Regions from separate parts of the Mus musculus genome. Here region 2 is linked to region 1. A link is a loop called in an ENCODE intact Hi-C map of the cell type or tissue named here. Cell type or tissue: heart. All regions are shown on one strand. Links, peaks and the distances in the headings refer to the core of each region. The heading gives the core; the rest is flanking DNA.

What was found. Peaks named below come from ENCODE experiments on the same cell type or tissue, not always from the same donor. Only the 100,000 strongest peaks of a DNase experiment are listed, where the experiment ranks them.
Region 2: it touches region 1 in a loop (3-fold over the local background); 2 of 42 quality-filtered maps call a loop at or near these places.

Annotation. Positions count from the first base shown.
Region 1 is chrX:164,057,550-164,073,426 of GRCm38, reverse strand. Siah1b (siah E3 ubiquitin protein ligase 1B) reads left to right here. Exons shown (of 4, transcript NM_001308385.1): 3 at 77-137; 4 at 1,200-2,724. The coding sequence starts at 1,345. The coding sequence ends at 2,193. Among named protein-coding and RNA genes, the nearest start is that of Siah1b, 11 kb to the left of the region's middle. In heart, for the core only: a CTCF peak has its summit at 7,031 (motif pointing right); no DNase peak of the experiment used is centred there.
Region 2 is chrX:163,542,055-163,557,931 of GRCm38, reverse strand. Grpr (gastrin releasing peptide receptor) reads left to right here and starts at 8,196. Exons shown (of 3, transcript NM_008177.3): 1 at 8,196-9,050. The coding sequence starts at 8,635. In heart, for the core only: a CTCF peak has its summit at 8,018 (motif pointing right); no DNase peak of the experiment used is centred there; H3K27me3 peaks cover 404 bases.

The DNA of each region.
Region 1 (15,877 bases), core at 3,495-11,494:
GCGCTCCTGAGTATATGTCCTCTAGTGATAATGCACCCTTGGTAATACTCACTGTTTCTGGCAACTTCATTGACAGGGGAAGACCAGGTGTACACTCAAGACCTAGAATGACCAAGAATGTGGAACCTTAAAAAAAGGTAAAGTGCGCTGGGCGTGGTGGCTCATGCCTTTAATCCCAGCACTGGGGAGACAGATTTCTGAGTTCGAGGCCAGCCTGGTCTACAAAGTGAGTTCCAGAACAGCCAGAGCTACACAGAGAAACCCTGTCTCAAAAAAAAAAAAAATAGGTAAAGTGCAAAACCCTTTGCTAGTTCCCACAGCTCAGAACTCAATGTTGACTGCTGTTTCAAGTAAGAGGATTGTCAACATATCGTTAACATTCTTCTTCAGATGTTCACATCTGACTTGTTGAAAGCAGCATTACTAAGAGGTGGTAGTTTATTCAGAAACCAGCATTTCAGGCCATCCCTGAGCACTGTGCTTATATTTCTGCTTGCTGAATGGAATCTTTGGTTGTAAACTAAGATTGTTGCCTGCTGTTTTCTTAGATAAGAGACTATAACTGGTGACTATTCTGACTTGAATTTAACGGCTTGCATATGTTAGTTACTAACGAAATTCCTAGTCACCTAGAAAAGAAATGAGGCATAAGGTCCTAAACTGTGGGGAGATAAACTGTCCTTTGCTATTAATGAGCTATGACACATATGAGCTAGAATGGGAATGGTAGAAATGTAATGTTACTCCAGTGATTGGTAATGCTTATGGTCCCTGTACCTTTAGAAAGAAGTGAAGCAGGGCTCACACCTGGGACCCTAGGGAGGTCAAGGCAGGACTTCAAGACATTCTGGGCTGTATAGCTATGAAACAGTATCCCCAGCAAAACCAAACAGATAGAGTGTGAGTCTCTGAAATGTAGCCACAAGTCACTTGTTATTTACAAGTAAATTTTAATTTCATTAAACATTTATAACTGTGCCTACTCCTTGCTATATTTATATCATACATTTCCATCTTCAAAGAAAATTTGGTGTTATGACTGCATTACTAAGTTCTCCCAGTTTTCCAATTAATTTGGAAGGCCATCAGACTTGGAGAGCAGTAGTAATAACAGGCTTGTTTTATGAAGTCTTTAGGAAGAATTCTGATGGAGGATGGAGTGCTCTTTCATTAACCTTCCAATAACTGGTGTTCTCTAGGGTGGCGGCCCAGGGTGTCCCATAGGTCTCCGTGCGACTAGGAGGGGCAGCGGTGGCGGCGGTGGCAGCGGCAGCAGCGGCAGCGGCGGCAGCGGCAGCAGCAGCAGCTAGCAACCTGGTCAGGGTACGCTCTCCATCCACAGAGATGAGCCGTCAGGCTGCTACAGCATTATCCACTGGCACCTCAAAGTGTCCACCATCCCAGAGGGTACCTGCCTTGACTGACACAACTGCATCCAACAATGACTTGGCGAGTCTTTTTGAGTGTCCTGTCTGCTTTGACTATGTGTTGCCACCTATTCTTCAGTGTCAGAGTGGCCATCTTGTTTGTAGCAACTGTCGCCCCAAACTTACATGTTGTCCCACCTGCCGGGGCCCATTGGGATCCATTCGCAACTTGGCTATGGAGAAAGTGGCCAACTCAGTACTCTTCCCCTGTAAATATTCCGCTTCTGGATGTGAAATAACTCTGCCACACACCAAAAAGGCAGAGCACGAGGAGCTGTGTGAGTTCAGGCCTTACTCCTGCCCCTGCCCTGGTGCTTCCTGTAAATGGCAAGGCTCCTTGGATGCTGTCATGCCCCACCTGATGCATCAGCACAAGTCCATTACCACCCTGCAAGGAGAAGACATAGTTTTCCTTGCTACAGACATCAACCTTCCTGGTGCTGTTGACTGGGTGATGATGCAGTCTTGTTTTGGCTTTCATTTCATGTTAGTCTTGGAGAAACAGGAAAAATATGATGGTCATCAGCAGTTCTTTGCAATTGTACAACTGATAGGAACACGCAAACAAGCTGAAAATTTTGCCTATCGACTTGAGCTAAATGGTCATAGGCGCCGATTAACTTGGGAAGCGACTCCTCGATCTATTCATGAGGGGATTGCAACAGCCATTATGAATAGTGATTGCCTAGTGTTTGACACCAGCATTGCACAGCTTTTTGCAGAAAATGGTAATCTAGGCATCAATGTAACTATTTCCATGTGTTGAAACGGCAATCAAATATTTCTGGCCAGTGTTTAAAATTTGCATTTGACTTCACAGAGAATAAGCCACCCATCTGCCTGCCAACCTAAAACATTCCTGGTAGGTAGAAGCTAGACATGAAGGTAAAGAAAAAGAAAAGCTGTTAATACAGGAAACAGTTGCATGTAGTAACACTAATAGATTTAAAAATAATTCAACAGTAAACCACTGAAAAACCATATATACTCAAGATGGGCATCTTTTGTATTAAGAAAGGAAACGTTGTAAAATATTTCTGAACTTTGTATTTGTTGTAGATTGATTGTATTGTTGACAATTTTTCGGGGTGGGGGTGTGCCTGCACACATGCGTGCACGTGTGTGCTTGGTTTTCCTTTAACAAGCCATCTACGTGTCATAGCCCACTGTTTTCCCCTTGTGAGTCAACACATAGTGCTGCTGTGGTTTTGGTTTGGTTTGCTTTTGGTTTTTGATGTGTGTGTATTTGATAATTTTTATTCTAGTTTTTCATTAAATAAATTTGACTTTTCTGTCATTCAGGTTTTTCTCACTTTTGTACCTTTTAAGTTAGTGTCTTTTTGATATTCATAATTGCTTAATGTCAAAAGTTTGTGTTCAGTACATACTTTCTTTTCCTTCAATCAATTTATTAGAACTCTTTTTGTCTCTGTGTATCCCTGGCTGTCCTGGAACTCACTTTGTAGACCAGGCTGGCCTTGATCTCAGAAATCCGCCTGTCTCTGACTCCCGAGTGCTGAGATTAAAGGCGTGCGCCACCACGCCTGGCTAGAACTATTTTTTTTTTTTTTTTTTGGTTTTTCGAGACAGGGTTTCTCAGTATAGCTCTGGCTGTCCTGGAACTCACTTTGTAGACCAGGCTGGCCTCGAACTCAGAAATCCGCCTGCCTCTGCCTCCCAAGTGCTGGGATTAAAGGCGTGTGCCACCACGCCCGGCTAGAACTATTTTTAATTTAGCCCTTTTGTGAAAATAGGAATTGCAAAAAGGAAAGGTAGCAGAGCAGCTGTCAAGGCTGAAGCGAGTGCAGGGTAGGTTAGGGAGTAAACTCTGATTTATATAAATTTTAAAAAGTCAGGCTTTTCCTCTCTTCAAATATCCCGGGCAAATCACATGTTTGAATTGGCTCTTGTATTTATTGTTTTTGCAAAAGAGTGCAGCGTCATACACAGTATTTGTAATTAAAGTAAATCATTTGTTTTTTTAAAAAGGCAGTTTGCAAAAAGTGTTTTTGATCTTTTATAATTCTCATTAAAAGATTATCTGGCAATTAAAAAAAAAAAAAAAACCTTCCAATAACCTTGAGAAGCAATGGCTGAATTAAGAATTTCTTTATTTTCAGGCCGTCTGCGGCTCCTGGGGACTAACAGGAAGCCCTGGAGCTAGCACAGGAAATGCAGGCTTTATTCCCTGTGGCAGCAGTGCCATGTGATTCCACTGATTAGTCAGTTCATCGGCAGAGTTTTCCCCATAGCCCTGACAGTCCAGCAAGGAGACTTGTGCTTCTGCGAGTGTTGGTAAAGCCTTAATGAGAGCCTGCGTACTCCATTGTTTGTACCCTGGCTTAAGGTCAAAGCCTACTAAGAAGGTCTTTGGTGCTGTGCTTTTCCTCATGAAAAAGACAGGCTAGAGAGCTGTCAGGCAGGTGGGAGTGAGCCACAATGGTCATTCTCAGTTTTCTAATAGGTTAGAAAAGGCGAAAGGAAAATCATTTTGGTAACTTCATTGTTTGATTTTTTTTTTTTTTGAACCAGGTTCTTTCTGTATAGCTTGAGCTAGCTTGGAACTCATACAGATTTTCTTGCCACTGCCTTCTGAATGCTGGGTTAAAGATATGCACCATGATGCCTGGAAATGTATTTAATGTAAGCCTGTATAGTTAGGATGTTGACCTCTTTAATATGTAGTCAGTTTAAGAATCACTTCTAAGTTTTCTTCATAGCCCGGTGGGTGTGTTCTGTTCTAGCACCCCGTGCTTTGGACTGACCGAAGGAAACAGCAGGAAGAAAGCAGAGCTTAAGAAGGAAGGGAGAAAGGGGGTGAGAGAAGTTGGACTTTAGTACAACAGTCCAACTGGGTAATTTCAGGAATCTGCTGAGAGTCAGGACACAGATTTAGAAGAGTGACAATGGAAGTTTCATTGGCTGGCTGGGATCTAGAGGCCTGAGCTAGATTGGCTGTCCTGGGCAACGAGAGGAAGAAGTAATGTAGTGATCATTGTGGTAATGGGAACTAAAGGACAATCAAATGTCTCTAGTGATGCTCTTCATCTCATGCCATTCAGTCAATCTACAGGTTGGGGTGTGTTTGCTTTTCAGACTAGAGAAAAGGTATTACTGACAGGGTTTTTTTGCTCACTCCATGACTAATAAAAATGCTCTCCTTTTTCCACCAATATGAAAAATCCTTGGTTAGACAATATCCTACATTGAAGGAAAATGAACATATCAGGAGATTATTTCAGACTGCTTTTTATTTAAGTAGAGGAAGAGAAGGAAGGAGGGGATGAAAGTTTTTTTTCTTTTTAGAAAAACAAGCCAGGGCTGGAGAGATGACTTAGTGGTTAAGAGTACTGACTGCTCTTCCAAAGATCCTGAGTTCAAATCCCAGCATCCATATGATGGCTCACAGCCATCTGTAATGGGATCTGATACCCTTTTCTGGTGTGTCTGAAGACAGCAACTGTGTACTCACTTAAAACAATTAGGAAGAAAGAGAGAGAGAGAGAAGACAGAAAGACAGACAAGCCAATGGCAAAAAGCTAATGAAGAGCCAGGCTGCCTCCACCTTAAGCTTAAAAGCCATCTTATAGTGAAGACAAACTAGGTTCACTCCTGTTCATGATTAAACCTCTGTTTCTCAAGGATTAGGCTGTGCCCCACCTGAAACCTTGACTACAAAAGGTTCTGCCTGCCTGTTCCAGGAATGATGATCACTCCTCTGTTTCATAAAGTTGTTGGTAACCATCTTGCAGCCCTGCCTTTGTTCCAAAGGGTTAGATGACCACCTATAACTACCTTGTTCTGCTCACGTTGAGGCCATGTCTTTGTTTCAGGAAGGGCTAACTTGTTATCCTTATGTTCTGCTCCTGTAAATCTGCCTATTTTGCCTGCCAAATCCACCATTTGAAAATCTTCTATTCCTGAGCTATAAAATAAGTCTTGTGTTCCTCACATCCAATGCTGACCTCCAGAACCCTGCCTTAGGGGGAGCAGCCCTGTGTAGATGAATGAAAAGTCTTGCTTTAGTTGATTTGGTCATGATGATTTGGATCTGTGGTCTTTGTCTTCCCATCTTTGGGATTGACTCTGGATCAACCAAGAAGTTGGTGAGGAAGTCTTCTAGTCAGTATCTTAGTTAGTCAAAGAGGAGGTGAATATGGGGAAAGAAAATACAGATGAAACTGAATTTGTAAGCCAAAGGCTAAACATGATAGGAACATATGGCCAGAAGAGGCCAGTTGAAAGGGTAGGCCCTGGTCTCTAGCTGGTGAGTGTGTGTGAGAGAAAATAGATAGTTTCCCTTTTTTCCTCCCTTCCCTCCTCCCTCCCTCCCTCTTTTCCTTTTTTTCTTCCTTCCAGTGTCGTCGTTGTTTTCAAGACTGTTTCTTTGTGTAGCCCTGACTGTCCTGGAACTTGCTTTGTATACTAGGCTGGCCTTGAACTCAGAGATCCATCTGCCTCTGCCTCCCAGTGTTCCACTACCCAGCTCAATTTCCATTTCTTCAAGTGGTAAGCCATTATGGATTGCTTAAACAGGGAGTTCTTGACTATTCCCTTTCTTTCCCAGTTTTAACAAAGACTTTATTCATTGGCTTTGAAAAAGATGACTTCTGTGGCAGTCACTTAATATGCCAGAGGGGAAGATGTATGGCCTCTTTGACAGATATCCTTAAAACAAAACCAGCTGGCTCTAGTGGCACTAAAGAGGCTGTGAGGTGTTTAGAGTTTGATGCCAGCCTGGGATACAGACAGACCCTGTCTCAAAGAATTAGAGCCATTTAAGGAATTTCCAGAAACACTTCCATTCTGATCAGATTATACTATTAAAATAGTGTGCCATTTAAACATTTGTGTCCTAGTTGGTTTCTGAAATACAAAGCTTTCCAAAGAACATGGGCTTCAGGTATCTCCAAAGAAAGAAGAAAAGTGTGCTGTACAGGGGAGTAATAAAAAGCATCCTGGTTTCAGAAGCTGCTTATCAAGCATTCCTGTGCCTACTTTGCCAAGTTCCAACTCAAAAAGTATGTTTCCCTTTCTTTCTCTTTTTTTGGATACTGGCTAAAAGCCTGGGAGTGCTTTCCCTGGTACTTTTTCTGTGAAGTCACTTCCCCTTTGCACCATGAACATGCTGCCCCTAGACTAACAACAGCTCAAAAATGCGACCCCATTTTCTGTGACAGGCTTCTGCTAGTCAGTAGCTCTGCCTTTGCCATTTGTCCCCATCTATAATCGTATAATACAACTTTATAAACCAAAATAAAAGACCTAAGTTTTCATAGGATGGGATTTCTCAACTGTAGCACTCAAAATTTTAGGCTGGAAAATTGTGGGAAGACACATATACTCTAGGGCAGTGGTTCTCAACTTGTGGGTCATGACCCCTTCGCAGGTCACCCTTTCCTAGGAGTAGCATATCAAATACTTAAATTATGACTCATAACATCAGCAAAATTACAGTTATAAAGTAGCAACAAAATAACTGTGCTTTGGGCTCACCCCAGCATGAGGAACAAGTCATGAGCTTTTTATTATTTCCCCCTGTATTGCAGCATTCCTAAGTTGAGAACCACTGCTTAGGGGTATTGAGAGCATCTCTGCCACTTGACCACTAGATGGCACTGCCGCACCTTGTGATAGTATGACCATCAAGGGCAGACTCACTGGCCTTGACTTTTCTAAGAGTTCCCTGTCATTGTTGCTTTGACACTTGTCCCCACCCCCACCTCCCAGTACACACATACCTGGAAAGAAAAATGAATATATGTTTTGAATTTCTATTTTTAGCAATCGGGGGGAACTGTCTTTTCTGTGAAGGTGAATGAGAATAAACAGATTCCTATTTTTGTGGAAATAGCCTTCCCAGGCACTTAGGTCCATAAGCCCTTCATCTTAGTTTACCTGAATTTCAAACGAAACCAGCAAACAGAAATTGATAGAGAGATGATTTTTTTTTTTTTTTTTTTTGTAGTTTGGACAAATGTTGAGTTGTTGGCTTCTTTTAAGTGCCTTTATAAACTCGAAGACAGAAATTTGGGGTTGCTAATTTTATCCAACTCTAGGCTCAGAGAACACAGGCCTCATAGGGAAGCACTCCCCATTTTCCCAGGGACCCTCAGATCTTGGGTTTTTTAGGGTACTAGGTAGAAAACTTCTGCTTACAGTCCTTTGTTCTCCTTAGAAAGATTTATTCTGACTCTACTGCAGTTTTGGAGCCCCAGGGTCATCCTGAAGTCCTATTAACATACTAATAAGGAAAAGAAAGAAGGTAGAGCCCAAGTGTGAAGGATTAGTTTGCCTGTGAACCCTGGTGATAATCGAGTCTTACAGGCTTTGTTTATTTTGCATATCAATGCATACTTTGTAGTCTATTCTGTTACCTACCTGTTTAATTTCTGTCCTGCTCTGCCTATGGCCTTCTTAAGATTTACCGGCAGCCAGGAGACAAAGGCTAGAACATGGGCTAATTAGGTCCAAGGTGGGTTATCTAGTCCACCACTCGATGGGAGGGAGCAGAACTCCAGCTTGCTTCTGTTCTCTGTTACTGGAAACAAGTTGTTGTTGTTGTTGTTTTTTAAAGTCTGGGCTGAGGAAAATGGAGTCCTGATGATATCACTCCCTCCAGTTTTAAAAAGAAAAAAGTCCTTTTTTTAAAAGATTTATTTTTTTATTTCATGTGAGTGTGTTGTTGCAGTCTAAAGACACACCAGAAGAGGGCATCGGATCCCATTACAGATGGTTGTGAGCCACCATGTGGTTGCTGGGAGTTGAACTCAGGTCCTCTGGAAGAACAGTCAGTGCTCTTAACCACTGAGCCATCTCTCCAGCCCTCGGTTGTTTTGTGTGTGTGTGTGTGTGTGTGTGTGTGTGTGTGTGTGTGTGTGTGTGGCACACCAGGGTACAATCCCCATTATACCCTTGCCAAATCCCTCATTATATTCCTTGCCAAATTCTTTATGCCTAGGTGTCGAAGTGCAAGCCTTTTGTGTTTTGTCTTGGATGTCAGCTTCCTGTGAACTCCTTACCCGAAAGGGTTCAAATTCTCTGAGGTAAAAAAGAAAGATGAGTCTGATAGCAGGGCCCTGCTGTCTCGTTAGAGCAGGGTTCTCAACTGTCCTAGTGCTGTGAGCCTTCCATACAGTTCCTCGCGTTGTGCTTATCCCCAGCCAGAACAGTATTTTGTTGCTACTTCAAAACTTTAATTTTGTTACTGTTATGAATTGTAATGTAAATATCTGATACACAGGAACTCTGTGATAGCTTATTTCTCTGCCTCTGGTGAAATGAGCCAATTCAAGCCAGATTAGATGATATTAAAGGCAGGTTTATTGGGAAGCTGCTCTTGGGTGACTTTACTGACCCCAAGGATCAAGGCCAGGGGAGTCACCATGGGGAGGTAGGAAGGGAGAAGAGAAAGAAAAGGTGGGCACAGAGGGAGCTGAGGAGAAGGAAGGAAGGAGGGAGGGAGAATATGAGAGAGAGCATGAGAGAGCGCAAAATGGATTATATAGGGAGGAGCCTCTGGGGGAAAGGGCAGCCCAGCCGCTGGGCTGGAAAGTTGAAGGTTGGTTGCAGGGTATGCCAGGTAGGGACTGAGGGATGCGGGGAAAACCTGGAAGCCAAGACTGCTTTGGTCTGTTAAATATGCACCTCAGTGACTTGTCCAAGGTCTGAAACCAAACATCCCAGCCTTTTGCTGGCCATAAATGAATAAGGGATGTTGTAATTGTCCACGACTACTTCTTGCTGACATTAGGGTGCATTTTAGGGTGGGGGCAAAAAGGTGGAATGTCAGCCAATCCAGGAAGAGCTGGTTGTGTCACTGCTGTCCAGGTTGTGGAACCATTTTAGGGAAGGAGGGTGTAGGCCTAGTTGAAGCAGTCTGTGAGGCTGGGCCAGAACACCTGTGGGATAGACAATCTATGTCTGTTTCTAGTTATCTGTTCCAAATTGTACATCTAGCCAACAAAGCAGGAAGCGAAATAAAACTTAACTGCATCACTTCTCAACATGACTTTAAATATAATTCTGTACACATTAAAGGATATGATCATTTATAAGGTTACTGGCTATCTACCTGTATTTTTCAATTATAATACCTTTTATAAAACTAGAACCAAAAACCTTACCTCAATTTTAAAGTATCGTTTGGAGACCTGCTTCCCTGCTCATGTTGTTGCCCTTAAGAAAGATAATGGTGAAGCCACAATTCGGCCATCTTTATCCCAAAGTCAAGATGGCAACCAGTCACAATCTGTTTGCCCAGTGTGCTCCTGTCAGTGAGGTGGGTGATTTAAAATGAGCAAGCTAGTTGTTCACTATCATTTTTTGCCTTCAAAGCTGCTGGTGGTGCTGCCGCTACCACCTGGGCCACACAAGGACAAGCTGGAGGTGGGAATGGGACGTGGAGGAGGGAGGGCCTATGTGGCACCTGGAGCCCTTAGCTCTCTGCGGTGAAGGGAGGGTGGGAGGGCACAGCTTCCAAAAAAACTGGACATAGCAAGTGCAGACCAATTTGAATAATTTTTTTGTTTTAGATCCCGTGACACCCATCTTCCCAGTACCAGAGATCTCAACACTATTGAATTGATGTCCTAATTCATAGTCTGGAATCAAATGGTGTGTATGTGAGGGCAGTAGCCTCAAATACAACATCTCAGGGCTCAGAAACTAAAGGAGGCTACAGGCTTGAGCTGGAAAAGCAATTGAAAGGGCAACTTGATATTGAAGGGAAGAAAGATATCTGTTTGTGGGAGGATTGGAGCACTTCTTATAGCCAAAGGATACCACTGGTCCCCAGAAGAGATGAAACGGTCTAGAATGGACTGCGATCTGCAAAAGATCGTCCTTGAGTGCTTCCAGGAACAGCAGAAATTGGGATGTGCTCTGGGATATCCAGAGTATCTGGAAGGGAGGGGATCAGAAACAAGAGAGGCTACTTAAGAGGTGTGGAGACAGAAGGAAGGGCAGCAGTTTTCCTGGGACAGTTGTACACGACAGGTTTCAGAGAGAAAGAACTAGATATGGGTAAAGACAGAACGAGCCAGAGAATCAGCACGAGGTAGAAGATTAGATTCCGAGAGTTAGTGAGGCCAAGCAGAGCAAGTCAGGAGAAGCTGAAAGAGACAAGCCAGATTGAATCCGTTGCTGTGGAGAGGAGTTTTGAGCCAGAACAGGCGAGTTGACCAGCCAGCTGGAGTTCAGAAAGAGCTAGAAAGGGTAAGCTTATTCAGCAGTAAGTCTTAGAGACTGAAAGCATTCTAGGCCTAGATTAGATTGTACCGAGGCTAAAAGCTTCCAGGACTAGCCCTAAGGTTAGCAGACAGGCAGGAAGCCTCCAATTACTGTAACTGAATCAAAGTTACTTTTACAGATGGTGTTTTTGGTGTTAGGGCTTGATCTGGATATGACAAGGTGGTCTGTGGAGCCAGTTGATTGGCGTGGTTGTCAAGAAGAGAGATATTACTTGTCTTCTTGATGTCCACTATAGAGAAGATGTCCACTTGGGTGGGGAGGAGACAGCTTCAAGGAGTTCCTGTAACAAAAGGCAGTTAATAATTGGTGTTCGCTTTTGCATCACGGAGCCCCTTTCTCTCCAGATTAAGATGTTGGAGTGTATTATATTGTAAATGTATTTGGAGTATATATATATGTATGTATATATGTGTGTGTATGTATGTGTGTATATATATATATATATATATATATATATATATATACACATATACATATACATATATACCGACCATGAGGTTGGAAGCAAGTGTGAATGTTAACATTCTGTTTAAACTCCACCCCACAGTTACCTGGCAACAGCCAGATATGCTCCACCCTACAGTTACCTAGCAACAGCCAGGTAGGCCCGGCCCACTAGAAAAGGGGCTGCTTACAGCCTCCTCCCTCTGTTGCTTCTGTCTTGCTCTTCTTGTTCTCCCCTTCTTGCTCCTTTCCCCCTCACCCCTTCCCTATCCCCCCCCATGCTCATGGTCATCTCTATTTCTCTACTCTTCTCCTTCCCCCCTCTCTCTTTCTTGTCTCTACTACCCTCTTAATTCCCCTCCCCATGCCCTGAATAAACTATTCTATGCTATACCATCCTGTGGCTGGTCCCTCAGGGGGAAGGGATGCCTTGGCATGGCCCGCCAAGACACCCCTCCCCCCCACCCCTCACCCCCCACCATAGAACATATTCTCTCTCGCTCTATTTTTCTTTTTATAAACACATCAGTGAGTGCTCGGGTGAAAGCTGTTAGTTCCACATGTTGGCAAGTTTTGCTAGGGGTAGAGATTTGGCTTATGTGTGGACTTGTGGGAGTAGCCAGGTATCCTTGGAATACAGTATATCCTGCCTCCACCCTAAAGACTTGGTTTAGGGGCTGGAGAGATGGCTCTGTGGTGCTCATCGAGAGGTTCAGAGTTCATTTCCCAGCAACCATATGTGGTTCACAACCATCTGTAATGGGATCCGGGATCCGATGTCCTCTGCTAGTGTGTCTAAAGATAGACAGTGCACTCACATACATAAAATGAATAAATAAATAAATCTCTTTTTTTTTAAAGACTTGGTTTAGGGTATTACCACCTATAAATTGTGATATCTAGGAAGATTCCATTCTCTATCAGGTGCCCTCTGAATAGCCTTGGCCTCTGCCCTAAGTTCCTGAAAGTCGAGTTCCTAGAAACCTGTACCTTTCCCAGAATGGTGTACCTGTTGTAAGATAATAAACTGCTTGCTTCAGCTTCTCTAAACCCACTTATTGCTATGTACAGGGAAGCGAGGCAGCTTCAGCTTCTCTAAACCCACTTAGTGCTATGTACAGGGGGAGCGAGGCAGCTCTTCACATAGCTGAGGGGATTGAAGACGATTCTCGGCTGCAGATTGATTCCACAGAAGCAAGAGAATTGTGGTCTCCACCTTTAAAAACCCTTCCCTTAGCCCCTGCTGGACAACACACCTTTGATTTGGCTTTTGTTACCTTGCTAGCAGGTTTTAATCAATTCAGCTAATTACAATTTAAATTGAATCTGTGGTTTATTTCCTGGTGTATCAAACTTTGTAACATTTTTGGATGCTCCAACAAGATCCCTGGAGGACCCAGACTCAGGGACAGGAATTGGGATGATTCCCAAGTGAGAGCAAGCCTGAGGTGGAATTGGAAGCCCAGAGAGCCCAAGACCACTGCTGCCACAAATTTAAGGTTGCTAGTAGGGAATTGGCCTCATAAGAGGCCTGGGAGCATATAGCCCTGGACAGGAATGAGCATTCTTGCAGTGAAAGGTAAACCTCCATTGTCTCCATTTAAGGACCAGGACTGATTTTTTTAAAAATCCATAAGGTACAGCTTCAGGAACAGACCGTAAGTCCCAGAAACTAAGTCATAAGACACCAGCTCTAGGAAGAATCCATAAAATCCAGAATAAGATCATAATACTCTCTCTCAAAGAATAGCCTAGGGATAACCACAAAAATGGGGAAATATCTTATCTCAGAATGGGCCATCTGTGCTGGACAGCCCTATTTCATATGATTAAACATTCATGACATAGGAATGCAGACCACTGGCCACCTGTGACCCCTAGCACCCACCAATGAAATTTAGATTACTGAATCCTTCTAGAGAGTTCCCCTGGTTACCTATAAGGACTGTGTGCCTTTGTCGGGGGTCACCATAACCATTTCAAAGAACTGTTGACCCCTGCATGCTGGTTGTTTCTCCAGAATAAATGCTCTTTGTTTTCACATACTGAGTAGGGGAAGGAGGCCTTCCTTCAGCGGTTTTTGGGCCCTTACAGCAGATTTGAGAGGCCTGGGGAGCTCAGACTTTGACTAGCACAAATTTACAAATTGAAAACAAAATGAAAATAAATTGCTGGCCAATATGCTCTGAAACTCAGACCAGTTGGTGAGTTGTTGTGTTCTGTTTTGGAATGCAGACATTTGGAGAGACATGGGGGAGATTGAAGCAGTTATAGGCCCAGTCTCTGGGACAGAAGAGATGCCCTTCTGTGCTGGTTCTGGTGTGTGCGTAAAGGAATCTGCCATGTCTGCGTTTGTTTAGTCTTCTCTGACTGTTGACACATGATACTCTTTCCAGACTGCCCCTGAGATGCATACTGTAATGCTTTCAGGAGTCCCATGAGGCAGACTATGGGGCTAAATTGTCACCACAGAAGCTCTGCTAGAATGGTCCACTTTTGATGTGGAGTGGCCAGATGCAGGATCATTCAACCCTCAGACTGCCAAGGGAGTCTGGCAGGTGGGTACAGGGAATCTTGGCCACCCTGATCAGTTTCCTTACATTGCCCCCCCCCCCCCCCGTTCTCCCTCCTCCATGGCTGGAATGTACCCTTAAAGGAGCTCCTCTGTTTTAGTCTCAAAGTCAGTGAGCCAGAGCTGAATACGAACCTTAGTAAAAAGCCACCACTCTCCATTATAGCCTCTTACAGTCCACACATTCAGCCAGTCCAGGACCCAACTGTGTCTGAAGGGGACTCCAACTGTGGTCCCAAGAATTTATCTCAATTGTTCTCGCTTTCATTTGGTTTTGCCCTCACTTCTGCCTGACTGGCTTTTACCTCTGAATACTGAGTCAGAAACCCCCTGTTCTCCCTCGACCCCCTCTGGAGGAAGGAGGCAACCGGGAACAGACCTTACCCAGACCTTACCTTTTTTTCAACCAGTGGTTTGTATAACTGGAAGACCCAGAGACGCTTCCCTTTTCTGAGAAACCTCAGGCTCTCATCAGCCTATTAGAAAGTGTTTTCTTATCATCCCACCTGAGCTGATTGTAAGCAGCTTTTAGGTCTCCTTTTCACTACTGAGGAAAGGGGCCAGATAATAGCAAGCCAGGAACTAGCTGCAATGGGCCCAGGGCCCCCGGGGTTCAATGCAGAAAGGTGATCTAAGTGAATATTGTCCTCAACCTTACCAAACTGGGATGCCAACACTGACCAAGGTAAGGAGGCATTCAACACTCATCGCTAGGCCCCATCAGCAGCAATGGGTTGAGCTTCTTGAAAGTCAACTAATCTCTGAGAAATGGACACTCTCCTGCTGGGTTCCTGGCGTGTCTCTGAGAAACTTACTGGAAGTTCATAGCCATTGATCCTTATGCCCCAGGGAAACAGTCGGCTATTCATGTTGCTTTCCTTGCCCAGTCAGCCCCAGACAGCCCCAGATATTGGCAGAAAGTTACAAAGATTAGAAGGGTTGGAAGGAATGAATAGGTCATAGCTATTAGAGATAGCTCAGGAGACTTTTAACAATAGAGATCCAGATGGGACGAAACACAGGAGGCTTGCCATGATAATGGCAGCCATGTTCAGAGAAGGATCCAAGAGAAGCCAAAAGTACCTTAGGCACCCCAATCAGCATTGTGCCATGGTGGAGAAAGACCCAAGACACAGAGAGGACAAAAGCCTTCTAATTCTCAGGTGGCTTGTCCTTCACTCTCCCGGCTTTCCCCCTCCCCTCCCCTTCTCACATGGTCCAGCTTAGGGGTCAGCTTCAGCCTGGACTCTCCCACATGTCTCTGCCTCTGGCTATGCTATCCCTTTTATCTACAGTACATTTTTTTCTCCACTATACCTAGAAGTGGAGTGGTCCTGTCCTTCCTTTTTGATTTCTCTTTTTCATTTGAAGAATACTTGATAAACCCATGTACTTTTGCTCCTGTAACCTCCTCCGTGAGAGATCATGGCATTCAAAAATAAACATGCTGTTCTGGGTGACTTGGGTTCATTTACTAGGGAATGGAAACCTGTATTTGCCTGGGAATAAACTGTTTCTTGACTTCATAGTTGCATTCTTATGGATACACCATGTGCTGAGAAGGGCTCATTGTGTATCCTGTTGCAGTCTCCATAATTCCTTGTGCTATCGCTAAATGATGAGAAAACATTGGACATTATCAGTAAGAGCCTTTCGCTAGGGGCTGGAGATGGCTCCACAGTTAAGAGCACACACTGCTTTTTTGCAGACGACCTGACTCCAGCTCCCCCTACCTATATCAGATGGTTCATAACCACCAGTAACTCCAGCCCCTGGAGAATCTGATACCGCTCTTCTATGGGTACCTGCACTCACCTCACGTGTGCACACACATAGGCACACACAATCAAAACAATAAAATTACATTTAAAAGAATTCATAGCCAGCCTTTCAAAGCAGCATGATCGCCGACATAATGGAAAGGCTGAGATAATGTCACAGGGTGGGGCAAAGCTAGGGAAATCCGGGTCCAGTCTGGAATTTACTTAGTTGTTTTCATCCAAGTTAATGCCTTCATTTGAATGGCTGTATTGTAGCTAGCTTTAGGGAACCTAAGTGAAGGGGCAGAGTGGCATGTGTGTATCTGTATCCAACCCCCAATCCACAGATCATGAAACCTAAAATTTTGTTTGAAAAACAAACAAACAAACAAACAAAAACCAAGTTCTAGTTGTTATCATTG
Region 2 (15,877 bases), core at 4,403-12,402, 520 kb after region 1:
TTTCCAGGATGTAGAACTGGATTTGGCAGGGAATATGGCATTTCTTATATGTAGCACTGAATGGCTATATAATATCAATATCATTCCTTATCTCTATATATAATTAAAAATCACATTTCTAGTAATTAAGAGGAACTGATTACCCTAAATATCACTTCACAATGGAGAATCCTAGCAGGCACCACTTTAACCAAGTGCTCAAGTTTAACATTGCCATTGAGGAATGACATGAGTCTCAAATACCCTGTTGTGGACTTAATAATGGCTCCCAACAGTATCCAAAATCTGGTCCTACATCCAGTATGAATATATCCCTTTACATGACAAGCAAACTTTGTAGACAAAGAATTTTCATTAAGAATTAATTAAGAATTTTAAGATGTAGAGATTATACTGGATTATCTCGATGGGGCCAATGTCCCACAAGGGTCCTTATCAGTTGGAGGCAGAGAGGAAGACTTGCTTATAAAGAAGAAAAGGCAATGTGATGATGGAAACAGAGAATGAAGAAGTATGGCCATAAGCCAAGGAAATACTGGCTTCAGTTCTCCCAAGAGCCTTCAGAAGGAACCTGCCTAAACAACACGTTGAATTTAGTCTTAAAGGTTCCTTTCATAATTTTGGGACACAGAAAACAAACTCCTCCTCCTCCTCCTCCTCTTCTTCTTCTTCCTACTCTTCCTCCTCCTCCTCCTCCTTCTCCTCCTCTTCTGTGCCATCAATGATGCTCCTTGGTTATAGAAGCAAAGATTTTGATGGCTTTTTTCCCTCCAGAATTCATCTCCCAAGTCTAATAATAATGAAGTGTTAGGAAAACCAAAATTGAAGGATAGTCTACAAAATACTTGAACCATACTCCTTAAAAGGGTGTTAAGATCAAACTAGGTCTGCTAGTACAGATCTGAAATGCCAGATACTCAGGAGGATGAGGCAGGAGGATCACACATTTGAGGTCTATATGAGCTAGAGAGTGAATTCAAGGTCAATCTGTTGAAAAATAATTTAAAGGAAAAACTGGGTTCAATCATTAATTATGAGCACACATGGGGTGGGGGTGGGGGACAAGGAAAGTCTGAGAAACTGTCACAGATATACCACTGGCCTAAAGGATCATAATGATTAACTACCACAGAGCATCTTGGATTGGACCCTGAAATTGAAGATGACAGTAGAAGGACCAGAAGTCTGATTAAAGTGTATAGTTTGTGCAATAGTATTGTACCAATACGAATCTCTTAGTTTTGTAAGATGTTAACACTATGAGGAGTTGGGTGATAGATACATTTTCAATCTTTGCCCTGCCTTTGCAACTTTTCTGTAAATCTAAAGTTAGTCCAGACATCTATTATGGATAGGCAGAAATAACTCAATGATGCCTTTCAGGGCATTTAGCATTCTTCATGGGGGAGGCGAAAAAGACTGGGAAGAAATGGTTGATCTTAGAATGGTACTTCTCTTGCATGCATACTGTTACTGGTTGGGACTGATGCCTCATGTTGTCCTGGGGCAAAGGCAAGGAGAAAATGTCCCTGTATTTCACAGATGGAAAGCCACAGCACAGAACACTTCAGTAACAAATAATGTTCATTGAATTGATTTGACTTGCGCAAGCTCACTGAGCAGATATAGAGATGGCATATAAATTGTCTAATTTCCAGATATATGGTGGCTGAGTAGCTAAGTTCAGCTCATTTTAACTATCTTCAAAATACATATATCTTACCCAGATAAGAAACTTTGCTGTTCTTGGAAAACAAATGGATAATAGCTTGCAAAAGTTCTTCAGACTTGACCAGATTTTTACGTCAATGAACACCCTGTCTAAATACTCAAGATTCAACTTGGGTTTACAGCACTTGCCTCTTGTGGTCCTTTGTTTCTTTTTTTTTTTTCTTCTTCTTTTAATGGTTTATCTTTCTTCCTCTAGTCCATCCATTGTACTGGCTAAGTGTTTTCCATTGTTATGTAATAAATTACCATCAACCAGTGGTTTAACAGTAACAAACATTTATTAACTCAGTCTCTGGTGGTCAGGAATTTGGAAGTGGCCTGGGTTGTGAGGTCCTGAATCAGGGACTGTCATGAAGCTGCAGTCACATATCAGCCAAATCTTTGGCTCTAGATCAGTGTTTCTCAACCTATGAGTTATGACCCCTTTGGGGGTTAAAGGACTTTTTACAAAGGTTACCTAAGACCATCTGCCTACCAGATATTTACATTATGACTCATATCAGTAGTAAAATTGCAATTATGAAATAGCAATGAAAATAACTTTTTAGTTATGGATCACCACAAAATGAGTAATGGCATTAAAGAGTTGTCATGGCATTTGCAGCATTGAAAAGCACTGCTCTAGAGGGTCCCACACCTAAAATGACACAGAGCTATATCAGTTCTTCATCAAGTAGGCCTATCAATAAGGCTATTTGAATGTTGTATTAGTTACTTTGTTAGCACTTGTGACAAAATGTCTGCGTGGGAGAGAGGCTTATTTGGGCTTACGGTTTAGAGGGTACCTTCCATCATGACTGGGGGATGCATGGCAGCTTAGTCTGAGGCTATGGGACCTTGTATCAGCTTGTTGCATCTTGGTAGATAATAATTAAAGGCAGAATGTCCTTCAAGGCCCTCCATTGTCAGACTACATCATCCAGCAAGGCCCCATGTTCCAAAGGATCCATGACTGCCGCCCCAAAGCATCACCATCTCTGACCAAGTGTTCAAATGTATGGAACTGTGGGAGGACAGTTCACATTCAAGCCATAGCAAGTGTCCTCATGACATGGCGGCTGCTTTCCTCCAGAGCAAATGATCCCCAAACAAGATGCTGTGATGGTTTATTTACCCTCTAGTGTTGGGAGTTGTGATGAAGTTGCCTGCTTCATCATTTCACTTGTTAGAATCAAGAAACTGTGTACAGCTTATATCCCACAGAAAGAAAATTAATCCTGTTTTCCTAAGTAGACACATTCCATGTTGCTTGTCTTATTGCTATGACTAAATCCCTGACAAAACTAGCTTAGGAAAGGAAGCATTCATTTTGACTCATGGTTCCCAGGAACAGTCCAGCATGATGGAGAAGTTACAGTTTGAGTAGCTTGAGGCAGCTGGGCACACAGCATCAACAGTCAGGAAATGAGAGCCATGAATTCTTGTGATTACCTCGCCTTCTTTATATTCATTTCAGGACCCTTCCCATAGACTACGACTGCCCACACTTAGGGTGGGCCTTCCCATATCAATGAACCCAATCACAAAAATCCAAGGTGATACTGAGCCCATCAAGTCAACAATCAAGGTCATCCATCACACGTAACAAGAACAGGTAGACTTAAAAGCCACAACATTGGACATTCCTTTAACTTTGAGGTGGGTTAAGAATGTGGTTTTCCTCTTCAGGCTTTCTCTGACCATCGGCATCTGTTTCTGCATCTTTGTAGGGCTCAAACTGACACTTGACTCTTTGAGAACACACCCCTCATCTTCCACGGAAGTTTCTCGGCCCATGAAAAGTCAAGAGTATTGAGAACAGAAAAGGGAACTTGAAACAATCCCAGCATTGCAGGATCTGGATAGACTCATCTGCCTTGTCTGTTCCTGCTGCAGCACTAAAATTTGACATCTCTGATTCTTTTCAAGCAAGAGTTACTGCAGTCCTCTACACAGCTCCTCCCTTCTGTTGTCACAGGTCTCACATGGAAACCATGTCCAGTGCCCACCAACCCTCAGCACATCACCTTGGCATCAAAGCTGAATGTCACTCTACTCCTGACTCTTTCATCCTATCTTTGGACTATTTGGCATTCGGCATTCTGGCTCTCAGTTCTCTTCATTACTTACCTCTCTGTCTTCATCTCTCATTTCCAGTGACTCCTTTGTTCCTATAGTGAATTCAGTTTGCACACAAGAGTAGGCTCAGAATTTCCCTCTGGAGTAACTTCCATCATGTCCTTGATTTTTTATTCTCAGAGTGATATCCCTAAAAGAAAGGAAAAGAAATCACCATCCTTATGGGTGAACTGGCACAGACTGTGATTATCAGAACTCAGAAGGTAGAGGCAGGTGGATCTTTGAGATTAGAGTCCTGCCCCTGGGTATACTGACGTAGCATAAGACACTGGAACAACTCTCAACCATTATCAGGGATATGAAGAAGCCCCGGTGCAGTAGTTTACTTTCTTGTCTATTTGTTGTGTAGTCTGGAACTCTTGATCCTCCTGCCTAAGACTCCTATGTATTAGGACTACAGACTCACATTACCACACTGAGCTGCAAGGCTGCAGTGGTTCTTAGTTAAATTTGAGGTGGTCCAGTTGCTGGTTTCAGACTGAGCATGAGCTTCTAGTCTCTCCTATCCCCATATACCTAGTTTCCTATTCCTATTCTGCCTTTTTAACCATTGTTCCCAGACATTCTTGATGCCTACAATGTTCCTGTATCGTACACTTTTAACTTGCATATGACTTTCCTGGACATCTTGTTACAGCGAAGATTAGTTCTTCTAAATGCAACTTATTAGGACTAGAGTAGTGCCTAGGATTCTGCCTTTCTAACGTTGTTTTTATTTACTTAATTTTGTATGTGTGTGAGCATGAACAGGCATTACATGCCACACAGCATGGAGGTCAGAGGACAACTCTCTGGAGTCAGTTCTCTCCTGCCACCTTGTGGGGTTCACGGTTTGAAGTCCGGTTGCTAGGCCTAAGCAAATGCCTCTACAGGTTGAGCAACACCACTTGCCCATGATTCTATATTTCTAGTAAATCCTGAGGCCATGCTGCTTGCTTAAGGATTTACTCTTGGGTAACATGAACCCATAGCAGTAATCTAAATTCTTATACATGTTCCTTTCCTTCCTCCCTCATCAGAAGGGGCAGAACATGGACTGTCATGCTGACATGATCCCTATAGCCTATGCTGTTTGCCTCGTTAGCCCCCAGTGTATCCCCTAGAGACCTAATGAGAAAGAATCATAATTGGGTTCTGGGTCCTGTCATTGAAGATTTAAAGTTAGTAATATAGGGTAGGACCTCAGAAGTTGTATTTTTATGAAGCACCCCTGACAATCTTGCTAATTTAAGAGCATATTTTTGTCAATTATGTATATGTGTATATCTCTGTGTGGGTACATGTTTGTCAGTGCAGATACTTGGAGAGGCCAGAGACATTGGATTGCCCTTAGAGCTGGAGTTTGTGGGATGTGGCTGCTGGGAACTGAAACCAGGTCCTTTTGAAGAGTAGTATACACTCTTAACCTCTGAACCATCTTTCTAGGACCACCTTTTCTTTTCTTTTTTTCTTTTTTTTTATTAGGTATTTTCTTCATTTACATTTCCAATGCTATCCCAAAAGTCCCCCATACCCTCCCACCCACTCCCCTACCCACCCACTCCCACTTCTTGGCCCTGGCGTTCCCCTGTACTGAGGCATATAAAGTTTGCAAGACCGATGGGCCTCTCTTTCCAATGATGGCTGACTAGGCCAACTTCTGATACATATGCAGCTAGAGACACGAGCTCCGGGGGGTACTGGTTAGTTCATATTTGTTGTTCCACCTATAGGGTTGCAGACCCCTTTAGCTCCTTGGGTACTTTCTCTAGCTCCTCCATTGGGGGCCCTGTGATCCATCCAATAGTTGACTGTGAGCATCCACTTCTGTGTTTGCTAGGCCCCAGCATAGCTCTTTTTTTTTTTTTTAAGATTTGTGTCTTATAGGCTAATGCCAGCCTGAAATCTTAAATAAAAATCTTCCCCAATGGATCCAATGTCCTTAATTTTATTTTGGTCTCTCTCTGTCTCTGTTTCTCTCTCTCCCTCCTCTCTCTCCCTCCTTTCCTTCTCTACTCCTCCCTTACCCTCGCTCTATCTCTCTTTGTTCTGGACACAGTCACTGTAACTAATTTATCTTAGTGATATATATATATATATGTATATATATATATTAATATAGCTAATAGTAGATGTCAAGCCTCAATATACATTCACTTTTAAACTACCATTAGAACATTTCTATATGGCTGTAGAAGGCACAATGCTAATGGCAGCTTTGATAAATCAACACCTGTCCACATCTGCTTAACATACATGGGAAGAAACACTAGTAGCCTAATTGGACTTAAGAAGCAAGACTGACTCAGCACACGGATGAACAGATGGGGAGATATAATGCCCACAGGTCCTCTTTGTGTACCCAGACTCTAGAGGCAGAACTTCATAGCAACAACAAGGGATTCAGCACTGTCTCATCCAATTTGCCTCCAGCTGTGTTTCATGTTGTACTCTCTGCACCCTGTTTCTGCTAATTTGGGTGACCTTTATAAAGGGGCTTATAGTGTTTCTCTTGCTCAATGCTACCCTGCTTCCTTTGTGCCACGAAGCATGTGCTGCGTTTTCTCTGTTCAAAAGCCCTAGCCCGCACCTAGGAAATCTTCAATGTCAGGTGTTACATTTTCTTTGGGGGGGCGGGGGTGGAGGCAGTAAACTTCATTCTAGAAAGGGAATGGATCTAACGTGTGATCACCTCAATCAGTGCCGCTCTCTAGCTTCTTACATATGTAGTACATGGCAGCTATACATTCCTCTTAAGTAAACAGAGGAATTGATGATTCACTGGTGTGTGTGGAACTCCTGTCTATTGATTTGAGATCAATCAGTCTTCTGAGCTGTTCCCAAGCAAATCTTTTCCCTTCAATCCCCAAATGGTGATCATGGTAATAGTGGTAAGTAGCTAAAATTAATCAAATGGAATAAATACTATACAGTCTTACCAGGGATGGTTTTTTATTGAATTTCATAAATTATCCCTGCTCTACAAATAAAGAACTTGAACCTGAAGATGTGTGCCCAAGCAATGTGCCAAGGTAATAAATGGGTGGGTCTGTCAGGACTGAAGCTCATGTCCTGTATCAATAAGTTGTACTTCTAGCAACTGATTGACACCACTAGACTCATGTTTATTGGCTCAATCCTGGCAGTGCTGGACTCCACTAAGAAACCCTTCTACCTGCAAGCATGTAGCATCATCAATCTTCTGACTGCTGCCTACAAGGACTCTTTCATGTTACCAAAAGGGCACCACAGTCACCTGGCCATCAAATGCTGCAAAGGTACATGGCAATGCCTTTGGAAGCTTTCTGGGTGGGCCCTGACATGGTATCAAGCAGTTTTCTTTATTTATTATGGGTCCTGAAATATGAGCCTTTCCCTAGCACTGTCTGTTATTAACTAGCTTTCTGACACATATCAAAAAGGACCGGCTCAATAGATACCATAAAGGTATAGCCTTATGATGTACTTGTTAGTGCTAGCAAAAGGTCAAGTCTCATTCTGATAGCATTTTAATAGAGTATTTCTCAGCACTCCTTTGACCATAACTCATTTCTTTCACTAGCTCCCCACCCCCTCTGTCTCTTGTTTCCTGTTTCTTGAGAGAATCTACAACCGTTGTATACTTCGGAGGAAATTGACAGCTTGCCAAAAATGCAAAAAGCTACACCAAAAAGCCAGCTCATATGATTTTTAGATCAAAAGAAAATAATGCGCTTTAAATTTGGTTTGAAAAAGATCATCCATTGATCTATGTGTGCTGAGCCTGCAGCTGGCTCCATAGTCAGAGGCTTGGGAAGTTTTCAAGAAAGAGCACATGTGCACCGTACTTCTGGTTTTCCTGAAGTCTGTTGCTGTAGGTTTAAGGTGTGAGTCCGTGCATGCAGTTCTCCGTAGCAGTCCCTATTCCGAGGGAACTAACTGGGACAGCTCACACACAGACCTAGATGTCCCATTTTAATACATTAGTAAAGATTAGAAACAGGAGGGTCCTGAGTCACATCTGAACTCATGGAGATAGTATCAGAGATATTCCCAGACTTTGCAGCGAACAGCATTTATTAAATGCCTGCTATTAGGTGCTCCCAGCTTAAATGAAAAGGCAAAGGTATCTATCTATTAAGCCACTTAGGAGTTGTGATCTGCTGCCTGATTCTCATTTGAAGAAAGCAGGCAGCTGGGCAGTGATTGAAGCGTCCAGCAGGGGGCTGGCATTCGCTGTCTATACATGGTCCTGGCTCCACTTCAGAGCGGCAGCTCAGGAGAGCTGCCGTTTGCTAGGGAAGCCAGTGACGTCCAAAGCATCCTGCCTATAGGATTGGAGGCTTTCTTGGTGCAGTTTTTTTCTACCCACTTTAAACCTTCAGGTTCTACAAATCAGGGAAGACGGGAAATGCTGTGTGAAAATAGCAATCCAAAAGTTCTTAGTAAACTGCAGCCAGAGAGACTCAGTCTAGGATGGAGGTAGGAAGAGCTGAGACAAAGTGGGCTTAATTCTAAGCTTTTCTTCAGGCTGAGTTTCTGTTGCTTGTTAACTTAGTGAATGTACAGATGTATTGCTTGCTGGTGGTGTGAAGGCTGGGACAGAACCAACATCAACAAACTGAGCTAGAGTTTGGAATACCAGTGTGTGTGTGTGTGTGTGTGTGTGTGTGTGTGTGTGTGTGTGAATTCAGAGTGTTTTAAAGAGAGATCAAGAGGCTCACACAGATCAGCGAGCCTAACTGACAAACCTTCAGCGCCTAACTGAAAAACCCAGAAGTTACAAAGCAGCATCTTGAAGGCGCATTTGAAGAGAGAAGCTTTGAGATGGCTCCAAATAATTGTTCCCACCTGAACTTGGACGTGGACCCTTTCCTGTCCTGCAACGACACCTTCAATCAAAGTCTGAGTCCCCCCAAGATGGACAACTGGTTTCACCCGGGCTTCATCTATGTCATCCCTGCAGTTTATGGGCTTATCATCGTGATAGGTCTTATTGGCAACATCACGCTCATCAAGATCTTCTGCACGGTCAAGTCCATGCGAAACGTGCCAAACCTGTTCATCTCTAGCCTGGCTTTGGGAGACCTGCTGCTGCTGGTGACATGCGCCCCTGTGGATGCCAGCAAGTACCTGGCTGACAGGTGGCTATTTGGCAGAATTGGCTGCAAACTGATCCCCTTTATACAACTTACTTCAGTGGGGGTGTCTGTCTTCACACTTACGGCACTGTCAGCTGACAGGTAAGTACTCATTGGAAGTTATATCCTCTCTTGGGGTGGCGGACCACTCAGTGAATCACATGAGAGAGCTGTCTACCCTAAAGGGAACTTTTACTCAAACTCACAATCCCTTCCAGGCATGGTTTTGTTCTGAAAATTACTTCTGGAGTTTGGCATATTAGTTTAAGAAAAGAAAAATGAGAGAATGGTGGAGACCCGAGGAGACAAATGAGAATTAAATCTCTAAGCCTGAGACTGAGGGGCATTTTTTTTCTGAAGAAAAATCATTGCCTTTCCCTGTCTTCTCCTTCTCTGAAAAATTAATTGAACAGTGAGAAGGACAATCCTACCCTACAGTTTCAACCTCAGGCTAGTGTTTTTTAGAAGCAATTCAGAATCCTTCAGAAAATAGAGAAGTTCCCACTGACCCTCTGTAAAATCTCCTTTGAGAAAGAACAACAACAACAACAAAGGCTCCATTTCTCTGAATTTTGTCTTCCTTGGACAGTCTTAACTTTTCTTACAGTTCATTTTTAGGTATGACTGAACAGAACAGTTGTGTGTGAATTTTTCCAAGTCTCCCTTCAATGACTTTAAATATGTTTGCTCCCTTTTGCCCAGCTAAGCGAGTTCAAGGTTGACTGTCCTTCTATGTACAATATCTTTGTATCTTGGTGAGGCTGAGTGTCTTCTGTTATTCTGAAAAATGCACATCTGGAAAACACACATGTGATTATACACACACACATATATATATATTTCAAACCTGTATTTGTCAAATATCTATATCTACCATGTTAAAAAGAAAAAGAAAACTCATGCTTGAACAGGCAAGTAAAGATATATGTGAAGGATATTCACACATGTTGTTGATTGTATCTTATGTTCTGAAGAATGAACACAGAAATGATTAGACTACTAGATACAATATGTTGTATCTAGTATCTAGCTAAATTTCTAAATTAAGAAAAAAAAACCCAGGTTTATTGGACCAGAGGTTATACATTGTTATCTTTAAGTCAACTATATGGTGTATGTTAAAAATACATAGGACCAGAGTGTATACTGGAAAAAGTATAGCTGCAATTCTGTAAAGTTTAGAATCTGAAGTAGAGGGCCTCTCCTTTACTACTTGTGGTGCTTGAGTCTCCTGCTATAAAAGAACAAAGCGTCCTCAGGTGAGCTGGCCTTCACAAGTAATGGACAAATAAAGCCAGTGTTATCAGTATTTGTGGCCATGTGTTTAACTTAAGCTATTTAAAGTACACTGCTCAGCACTGATGATATTCTCAGAGCCTGAAAAGTAATGGTCCAGAAATGAGGTTATCGTGTGGACCAGACAGGGTTTCTCCACACACCCTCATCTTGCTTGCACCCTGCCTATTTACCTTTAAGGTACTAATGACCACAGACACTTTCTGTGTTCACTCAGGGCCAGCAAACTTCAGGGCTGGCAAAAGCTCTAAGGTTGGTTCCCACTGGTGGAGGGCACGTCAGGCTGAGCATAATTTTCTTGATAGGAAGAAGAGATTTGGGTTTCCGGGCTGGTGAATGCAGTGGTCCAGATGGTGTTTACTGTCTCCTCGGGGAGGCGAACAGCATGGAAAGGGAGGGCATGAAATGGAAAACTGCAGCTGCAGGGACCCTCTTCCTGGAGTTTCAGACCAGACTGAGCTTGCCATCAGCAGTCAGGAACAGCTCTGTGCAAAGCTGAGTTGAATGCCACTGCAGCTGCAGTGTGTCCTCACTAACTTTTTGTAATTGGCCTTGCCTGGCAAGGGCTGATGGATCACTGGAATGACAGGTGCATCACACTAGCTTCAATGAGAATAGATGCCTGACCAGTTCGATAATACAAAACTTGTACTTTTCTATTTATCTTATGTTGAAAAGCTACAAGATTCTTACAACAGCTTTATGGGCTTGGCAATGTAACTGTGGATTCTATACTTAACAATGTGTCATCTATGAACATAGTAAAAAGAGTAAGTTAACAGCTCATCATTTTTACATAATGTCTATGTAACCACGTGATTATAATATTGAGGATATGAAGGAGTCCCAATGCCTTGCCCATTTCCATTTAATATTCCTAAAGAAAGGCAACTGTTACCTGACATTACCTATTGAAATTCTTGAACATACAAACATACAGTGAATAGAACTTTGAGTTTGTCTTCTCATGCTTGGTGTATTTCTGGGATTCTCATCCATGTTAGCACGTTTAGGAGTGGTTTTTCGATTGTGTGCAGGGTCCCATTGGAGGAAAAGACTTCCAGTTATCCTGATGAATACTGATGTATTTCTTTCTGGATTTTGTTTCTGTTTGTTTGCTGTTTAGAAATTCCTACAATGTATCTTGACAATATTCTTTACTCATCCCCAGCTCCTCTCTGATCCTATCTCAACCTTACCCACTACGTTCTTCGCTCTTTAGAAAATGAACAAACAAAAAGCAAAAGCAGACAAAAATAAACAAGCTAACATGGGGTCCATTTTGTATTGGACAACTGTTTCTGAGCAGGAGTCCTGCCCTGGAGTGGTTGATACCGAGAGTCACTCCATTGAAGAAAACTGATTTCCCCTCTCTCAGTAGCTATCAAGGACAGAGAGCTTCTTGGTTAGGACTGGAACTTTGTATCTTTTGGCTGACATAAGAATTTTATTTCTTTTAGGTGTATGTTCAAATCTGAAATGCTTAAGTTATTAGTTCACATATTTAGTACATATTGCTAGTTTTCATGTGAGCCTCTATACTTGGTAACTTGGTAAAAAAGGGTGACCCAAACTGCCCAGCGTGGATGACCATCAGAACTAAAAGGGAACAGAAACAGAAGCCTAGGCTCCACCCTAAACTACTTTAACAAGGTTTCCAACATGTGAGTGGGGCTCACAACTGTTAACATGAATGCCCAACCATCGTAGGTTTTTAGCAAAGCCAATGTTTATCTCAGTCACTCTCCTGCAGCCCCCTGTATCCACAGGTAAGGTTGAGTGTCACTAAGAAAAGAACATTTTTCTAGAAAAATATATACCACTCTCACCATCCCAAAAGGGCACTTTCAAGGATTTTGACTGGAACCATGGGATCGCCAGTTTACCAATTTCAGGGTCACATTCAAGTACCTTCAATTTTAGTTCCTGTCTTCTCTTTCCACTTGCACTCTCTGTCCTCATACACACACCGCTGTCCTCATACATGTTATTACATGGCCCCATTCAAAATACAGTCTGATTCCATTTCCCTTCTCATGACAGGGAGCCCCAGACTCAAAATCGGGCTGTTTTAAAAGATGGTGGCTGAGTGACCCAGGGCATATGGATTTGGAAGGGGTCCTTCCCTGGTCACTTCAATGGTTCTTAGGCTACTATGCCTAGCTTTCTGGATTCTGATGAGATTGGTCTCTTTCTCACAAAAGAAGACTCAATTTAGTTCCCCATAGAGCATCCTCCTATAAAATCCCTATTAGAGGAGTTTGGGCTGCCAGATCCCAGGTTCTATCTAGTTTGGTTTTTCAGAGGCATATGCTGCCACCCTGGAAGGAAATACACCTTGTGTCTGCCCACAGCCACAGTGACCCAGAAGTGCTGCCAGCAGCTTCTGGGAATGAGCAGAGGCCAGGTGTGTGGAAGTGGGCTTTCCCAGCCAGGATTGCTCTCAACCTGAATGCCTTGGCAGAGGAGACGAGGGTAATGAAGAACTTCCATGTCTCTCACACATTAGTTTTTCAAGTGTCAGGCTTTCATGTGATTAATTAAGGATCATTCTGGCAACTTAATATGCATGATGGGAAAAAAAAAGCTCAAGCTTCATCATGAAACACGCAGTGTCTCACGAAGGGCTCCCTGGTGAGGTCTTTTGAACTGTGCCTGTCAATAACATCCTTTAAAAATAGACTAAATTTACATTCTTGCACTTATAAATCTTCCTGGTGTGTGTGGTTGCATAAAGTCTCCTTTAATTAAAACTCAGGCTTTCAGCATAAAACGAAAGTTCTCCTCTTTTTTACCTCCAAGTAAAAGCACAAAGGGACATCCAAGAGGTTTCTTTGGCACAGTGGTCTCCTCCTCTAAGAGACTTTCTTTGGCCACTCAGTCTGAGAAAATGGGAGATCCTATCAACCAGGTTCTTTCTTTAGGTTCATTGGAAGGTAAGTTGCATATGTGCTTAGGGGGACACTTTGACACCCCCACCCCCGAACTGCATCACCTTCACCAACACAGCCCAAATGTCATTTCTATCACTCATCCGATTTCTTTCTGGTCCCTTTTTAGTGTACCCCTCCCTCCACCTCAGCTTCTGGAGACCTTGATCTTTTCCAGGATGCCCCATGAATATGTAACATACAACCTGGTTCCTTTTAACACACCGTATTGCATGTTATGCTTATATAACTCACTCCTATTTTGCTGTGTAGTAGTCACATCATTGGTGTGTCCTGGTTTGTTTATCTGTCCTCCAGTTCATGATCAGTAGGACCGTTTTCCACTTGGGATGATGATGAATAGATCAGGCATAATTTATCATTTACAGTTTTAGTATGGATATATGTCTTCAGTCCTCATGGGTACATACAATCTATGATTATTTTCTCAAGACAGTCCTTATTCATTTGTTTTGTTATGTCATGCTGTATATTTATAAGACATGCAGGAGTCTAGAGGCTTGGAGAAATGACTTTTCTGCAAAGTGTTTGACTTACTATCCTGAAGAGCTGAGTTTCACCTCCAGAACATACCTGTTATCTCAGCACAAAGGAAGCAGAGATAGAAGATATCAGGAGCTTGCTAGCTAGCCACTGAACCTCAATTGTCAACTTCTGAGTTCAGTGATAGACCCTGTTTCAAAATATAAGATAAAGAGCCATCAATGTCAACTTCTGGCCTCTGCTCACGTGTGCACACACACCTACAAAGTGGGAATCTATCTCAGTCATTAATATATTCTCCGATACTAGACCAGTTCATAGTATTTACCGAGTGCTCAAGATATCCTTGCTGAACAGATGAAATGAAATATGCATGAAAGAATAAAGGAGTGAATACATTCAGATGGCTCATGCCGGATGAACTGAGAATACTTGATTATGATCTACAAATCATGTTCATTTCCTCTGATGATTCACAGAGTAACACTAGCACAATGGTTCCAGCCACAGATGACAAGAGCTAGATTCTGTGGAAACCGACGAGTGCTTTTCAAAAGAAAAACCAAACAAAAGTTTGGACAGAAGGCAGATAAACAAATATTTAAAATCATAATCAAATGAGTTACAAATTAAATGGCTTTAATCATAAAATAGTTATCATAAAATTCAGGAAAGTACCATAATACCTACAAACTAGCTTCCTGACTCTTCTTTACCTTGCCTGTTTTCCTAACTCTTTTGGCTCTATCCTCATCTGTCTCCTCTTAAAATATCCATCATTTGGACATATTTTTTTTCGCTTTGCCTTTTTTAAAAGTTCTGGAGATTGAGCTGAAGGTCATATGCATGTATTCATGCTAAACATACACTCTACAGCTGACCCACACTCCCAGACTGATAAGTCATTTCTATAAGAAATTACAATCAGTCTTCCTCAGGGATAAATTCCCTTGTAGCTTATCCATTCCCAAGTTGTCAGCATTAAACACATGTATAAGAGTAACAAGGACCCTGATAGAGCTGTCTCTTGTGAAGCGATGCCAGTGCCTGGCAAACACAAAAGTGGATGCTCACAGTCAGCTATTGGATGGAACACAGGGCCCCCAATGGAGGAGCTAGAGAAAGTACCCAAGGAGCTAAAGGGGTCTGCAACCCTATAGGTGGAACAACAATATGAACTAACCAGTACTCCCAGAGCTTATGTCTCTAGCTGCATATGTATCAGAAGATGGTCTAGTCGGCCATCATTGGGAAGAGAGGCTCTTTGGTCGTGCAAACTTTATATGCCTCAGTACAGGGGAACGCCAGGGCCAAGAAGTGGGAGTGGGTGGGTAGGGGAGTGGGTGGGAGGGTATGGGGGACTTTTGGGATAGCACTGGAAATGTAAATGAAGAAAATACCTAAAAAAAAGAAGAGTAACAAATTGATCCCACAGGCTATATTTATATATACATAAGTATTTTGTGTGTAAATTATATCTCTAGAAGAAGAGGTCATGGATCAGAAAAGAATTGGGGGGAAAGTTGGAGGAGTTGGAGTGGGAGATGAAGGGATGGAAATGAGATAAATATAATACTCGTGTGAAATTCTCAAAAAATAAAAGGATACCATCAATGGCTTACCATTTTCTTGAAAAATGAAAAGTTGACACTAAAATGAGGAGAAAGGTTTTTTGTTTGTTTGTTTGTTTGTTTGTTTTGTTTGTAAAAAAACGTAGACGAATATGGCTCTGTTTTATCATGGTTAATTAAAATCTAGCTTTTTACTAGAGGTTAGAAAACTCTTCATTGGGCCCAGAAGGGGATCGGAACTCCACAGGAAGACCAAGAGAGTCAACTAACCTGGACCTTTGGGGGCTCTTAGTTATTGAGCCACCAACAAAAGACCTAGCTCTCCTGCACATATGTAGCAGATGTGCAGATTGGACTTCATGTGAGTCCTGAACAACTGTAGTGGGGACTATCCTCAAAGCTGTAGCCTGACTGTGGAATAGGTTCCCCAACTTTCCTTGTTCATTTGTTTTGTTATGTCACACTGTATATTTATAAGGCACGCAGGAGTCTAGAGGCTTGAGGAGATGACTCATTTGGCAAGATCCCTTGTCTGGCCTCAGTGGGAGAGGATCCACCTAATCCTGCAGAGACTTGATGTGCTATGGTGGGGGATACCCAGAGAGGACCTCCAACCTCTCAGAGGAAA